Linked DNA regions of Homo sapiens: region 2 is linked to region 1. Evidence: read pairs that join two places in POLR2A ChIA-PET (ENCODE). Cell type or tissue: CD4-positive, alpha-beta T cell. All regions are shown on one strand.

Region 1 (2,500 bases):
TCCCCTTGCACTGTCACTAGAGACAACCGGAGGTATAGCAGCCACACAGGTGGAAAGCAAGGAGACATTCTGTCTCACTGGCTAACTCTAGGACGCCGCGAATTATGACCCATAGGTACTACTGCTCTGAGACTTCCCAAAGCAACACCAGACTTTGAACAGTGCCGAGAGCACGGGATGTGCAAGAGAAAGCATTTATGAGAATTTGGGCACACCCACCCTTTACAACTTTTACACTCGATTCTCTCCCAAACACATGACCTCCACTGCTACATGTGGACCTGTATTTTAAAAGTTACAACTTTTAAGCCTTAGTTTTCATATTTGTACAATGTCTACCATGTGAAGTCGTAATAAGGATTAGAAGAGAATACATAGAAAGCCCCTACAAGAGAGTATCTGACATTCAGTAGAGGGTCAGTAAATGGCAGCTAATATGGTATTTGCACTATTTATACCATGTCTAAGGGGGAATCTTACCAATGAGAGATCAGGCTCCTCAGAGCTGAGAGAGCTGAGCTGGCTTCACACCCTGGCCCCAATTTCTATGGCAGCTCCAATTTCAAATGCATTCCACCATTCTCACAGGGACACTGAGGTTTATCCACCCATATGTCCCTTCAGCAACTCAGAAAATATGGTCACTATACCCATACATAGCCTATGAGCCAACTATAAGAAAAAAGTGACTCAATTCAGTAAGCAAAGGATATTACCAAAGACCAGCAAAAATCACATCCAGAGAAAACTCAGTAGACCATCAGCTTCTGAGAGACCAGACCTCAGTTTAAGTTTTTTTTAATACAATATTTTATTTACTACTGGCCTCTGCTACATACAACTTAGCAGAAAGAAAAAGAGAAAAATGATTTTAATTGCATGAGAGCTTGAAGCACCATTTCCTGTTTTGATATCTAGCATATCCAGGTTTCTAAACAGTCCCTGCCTTCTACTGTGAGCTCAGAATGTCCCAAGAATGTAGGTTACTTTTTGATAACGCTAAATTCTCACTTTGCTTAAAACTTAATATACATGAAATCAAGAACTTGGTAAGTCATTGTCCCTAGGGCTAAAAAGGCTACAAAAATGAGGAAACTGGCACCTACCATTAAAGAAGAGCTTATTCTATAGTTAGGAGGCAAGACCTACACAAGTCCCTCACAGCACAAGGAGTAAGTGCCAGGGCACATCTTTGACAGCCAGGCTCACAGAAGGAAAGTGAGAAGAGACTGGATTACAGGGAAGGTTCTAAAGTAGGGAATCAGACTGAGCAGAATTCAGATATTTAGAGAAGAGAGGACACAGCAGAAAGGAGAACGACATTTATGAAGAGCAAAGAGGCAGCTAAAAGAAGGGGTCCATGGAGAGGTATTAGCCTGGACTGGGCTTACACACAGCAAGAGTAAGGCCAGTGCATCTCAACCCTTCCTATGCACCAGCATCCCCTGAGGACCTTCCAGAAATACCAGTGCCTAGGCCCCACACCCAGAGATTACAGTCCACTGATCTAGGGGTGGAAGAGAGAAAACTTAGAGTACTAAAGAAAAAGTGATGGCATTTATTTTTCTTAATTACTTTTCTAGCACACACAAAAAAAGGCAAAGTTGTTTTGGCAGGCTGAATGAGAGGAGAGGAGAGAACTGTTTCACCTTTGGGTGACTAACCCTCCTTTGAGAGAAATAGCTGTGCTTGATCACCTAGAAGCTCTATCTAGAGGAAATAAACTAAAGCCTGCACTCCTCAGAGAATAGCATTGGTAGCTCTAAGACAGAGGAAGGGGCTGCTGGCACAGACCCAGCTATCTTAATCATAGCTTTATTCTTTTTCTCTTCTTTGCATTTTTAAAAATTATTTTATTACCATCCCTACTGATCCTTGTTCTTAAATAAGCGACAACAAAAATGGCATGAAGTAGCAACTCTAATCTTACATGATTATTTGCAGAGGCCAAATGCTCCAAGTTTGAATTGCTTGACTAACACTAATCATAAAAAGCCCTTGCTTTTCACCGTCTTTGTTTTCTTCTTTTTTTTTTTATTGGGGGGATGGGGATAAAGGAAGATACTTTTGTCTTTGGAACCAAAGATCTGAGCCTCAGAGCCCACTACACTTGCCCCCTCCACAGAGGGCCTCCCTCTCACTATGGTATCTACTGAGGAATTCAGTGTATGTACCTTCTCCCCAAATCATTGACTTTATATATCACATCCAAGAAGGAATAAAGGAGCAAGAACTGTCACCACCCTTCTTAGAGGATGAGTCACTTATTTTGTGATCAGTGACCACCCACAGAGTGGGCTGATTTAGAAACTCGTTTGCACTACATGGCACCAAGTGGAGAGTGTTCCTTCTTTTCCCATTTGCCCTAGCTATGGGATGCTGCTTTGCTTTCTCGAGAAAACCATTCTCTCCCTCTCCTCCTAGTTTCACCAGTCTAGATGGACTGAAACTGACTTCAGATGATACCACAGCCAGCTAATAAGTTGAGATCAAGACTGAC
Region 2 (2,500 bases), 230 kb before region 1:
ATCTGTTCCAAAATAGCTTTACTTTCTACCACGTCTTCTAATTCCTCAGCTTTGTCTGTTTTCCTACATCAGTTTCAAAACAATATTTAATATTTTGTTTTCTGATTACAAAGCAATACATATTCAGTATGAAGAGTTTAGAAAATAGTGAAGCACATAAAAACCTATCATAATATCATCAACCAAAAATAACCACAGTTAGGATGCCAATCATTTTTCTAAGCACATTTATTTAAAAATTAAGATACCCTTTATCATATCAAGTTTATATTTTGCAAGTAATAAGTATTAACATTTACTTGAGAAAATTAGAAAATATGGATAAGGATGGCTTTTCAATGGCATTCTCTTTGTTCATATTTTTAAAAGTTATATATTAATATGTCATGGTCACTTCCTGATATGGTTTGGCTCTGTGTCCCCACTCAAATTTTACTTTTAATTGTAATCGCCATAATTTCCACCTGTCAAGGGTGGGACAAGGTGGAGATAATTAAATCATGGGAGCAGTTTCCCCATGCTCTTGTGATAGTGAGTGAGTCTCGTGAGGTCTGATGGTTTTATAAGCATCTGGCGTTTCCACTGCTTGCAGTCATTGTCTCTCCTGCCACCCTGTGAAGAGGTGCCTTCCGCCGTGACTGTAAGTTTCCTGAGGCCTCCGCAGCCATGTGGAACTGTGAATCAATTAAACCTTTTTCCTTTATAAATTACCCAGTCTCAGATATTTCTTCATAGCAATATGAGAACAGACTAATACACTTCCAGTAAGAAAATTAAACATTTATCTTTTCACAAAATATAATACACATCTCTTCATCTAGGAATAAATTAAGAAAAAATATAAGACACACTGGTTGGGAATTATAAAGCCTATTTGCCTTGCTCTTTTCACCAGTACTTATGGATATCTTTCTTTTGTGGGAAAAATAAAGGAACATTTTCTCAGTGCTCTCAGGCCCTTCTCCATGATTCACTGCAGAAACTTCAAGCAGGCAGATTGTTTATAGTCTAAGAAGGAGGCTGAGGCAAGAACTTGATTATCATCCCAGCACCATCATTTTTCCAACTGTGTGCCTTAGGAAGGGCACTCAGTGTCTCTGAACCTCAATTTCCTTGTCTATCTGTAATAAGATTGTAATGCCTTACACCTCTTTATCTTGTAAGGCTATAGGAATAAATATACATGGTAATATTTAGGCTTGAGTGCCAAGAAAACTCTTAATTATTGTGTTTCAGGTCATAAACTATACTAGACACCAGGAAATAATGACTATAACTGTATATTTTTTTGTTTGATCCTTGTGGCAACACTGTGAGGCAGGTACTGACACATTTCCTCAATTCTGAAATGCAGATTTGAAGACTTTTGAAACCACATCAAAAGAAACTTGTCACTAGCTTTGCAGAATAAGTGTCAGAGCCCATGCCTATGCAAATTTAATAGGCCAACTATGCACTCATTTTGTTATCACTTCAGTTACCTGTATCACAAGAGTTGGATTTACCTTTAACTTTCTTTATAGCATCTGAATAAAGATTGCACAATGATGCAGCAAAGAGACCAAAAGTTAATGTATACAAAAGATTACCTCTGCCACAAGAGGTAATATAATTAAGAGGACAAAAGTTGCCAACTCCCCGAGAAAAGACCACGTTAAGTTTAAAAGCTAGAACACAACCACTTCATGCATCTTGAAGGACTGTCACTCAGATACTATCTGCCAAACACTTCTGAATAACTCCTAAGAGACATAGTTTAACTACAGGTGACAAAATCGTAAGTGTAACCTAGTAGAACAAAGAAGCTTTTAGGGGTATTTATAAAAAGAGCTCAAGTTATTCACAGTAGGGAAATATAAATTAAAGCCTAACAAACAAAAACAATAATAGGAAATGAGACACCAGTCCAGCCCTAACTTATGGGATGCTGTTAAAACTAATTGATTAAGTACATTAATTGGCAGATGCCTAAACCCAACTAAGCTAGAGCATGAGCTCACAAAAGACTTGACATGAGTAAAGCCAGAATGTGGAGAGAATGCAAGACAGGGTATAGAGTAATAAAAGAAGAAAATTGGGGAGATACTAATATGGAAGGCAAGACAGAGGTAGTATCAGGTCAAGCCAATGCGAGCTAGGATCCCAAGCACAGGTTTAGAAAAGAAACATGTCACCCAATCTCACAAACTGCCCACGGACAGAAGTAGCTCAGGAGACTCCCAGGGGTGTCCAAGGGAGAGAATACAGTTGTGGGTTCTTCGTTTCTGTTTCTGGTTGGGCCAGTAAAGCCCCTTTCTCATCTCTTTTTTCCACTTATCACTAGAGACAGAAACTAAAAATCATGGTTTCAGGCTGCTAAAAGCCTAAAACAAAACAAAACAGAACAACAACAAAATAATGTGGGCTGGACAAGCTTGCTAGATATTCCAGGCAAAAGCACAGACTTGGTCTTTGACAGAGATATTAAAGAAGAAATTATACAAAATTAAGTGGATACACT

The links. Peaks named below come from ENCODE experiments on the same cell type or tissue, not always from the same donor. Only the 100,000 strongest peaks of a DNase experiment are listed, where the experiment ranks them.
Region 2: POLR2A ChIA-PET joins it to region 1 with 5 read pairs; 3 of 35 experiments call an interaction of 5 or more read pairs at or near these places.

What each region holds. Positions count from the first base shown.
Region 1 is chr7:87,211,757-87,214,256 of GRCh38, forward strand. All of the region lies in intron 1 of TMEM243 (transmembrane protein 243), which reads right to left. Among named protein-coding and RNA genes, the nearest start is that of TMEM243, 6.7 kb to the right of the region's middle. RefSeq lists an enhancer at 906-955. In CD4-positive, alpha-beta T cell, no CTCF peak of the experiment used is centred here; no DNase peak of the experiment used is centred here; H3K4me3 peaks cover 1,854 bases; H3K27ac peaks cover 1,973 bases.
Region 2 is chr7:86,977,605-86,980,104 of GRCh38, forward strand. All of the region lies in intron 1 of ELAPOR2 (endosome-lysosome associated apoptosis and autophagy regulator family member 2), which reads right to left. Among named protein-coding and RNA genes, the nearest start is that of ELAPOR2, 81 kb to the right of the region's middle. RefSeq lists a silencer at 1,432-1,521. In CD4-positive, alpha-beta T cell, no CTCF peak of the experiment used is centred here; a DNase peak (open chromatin) is centred at 1,377; H3K27ac peaks cover 950 bases.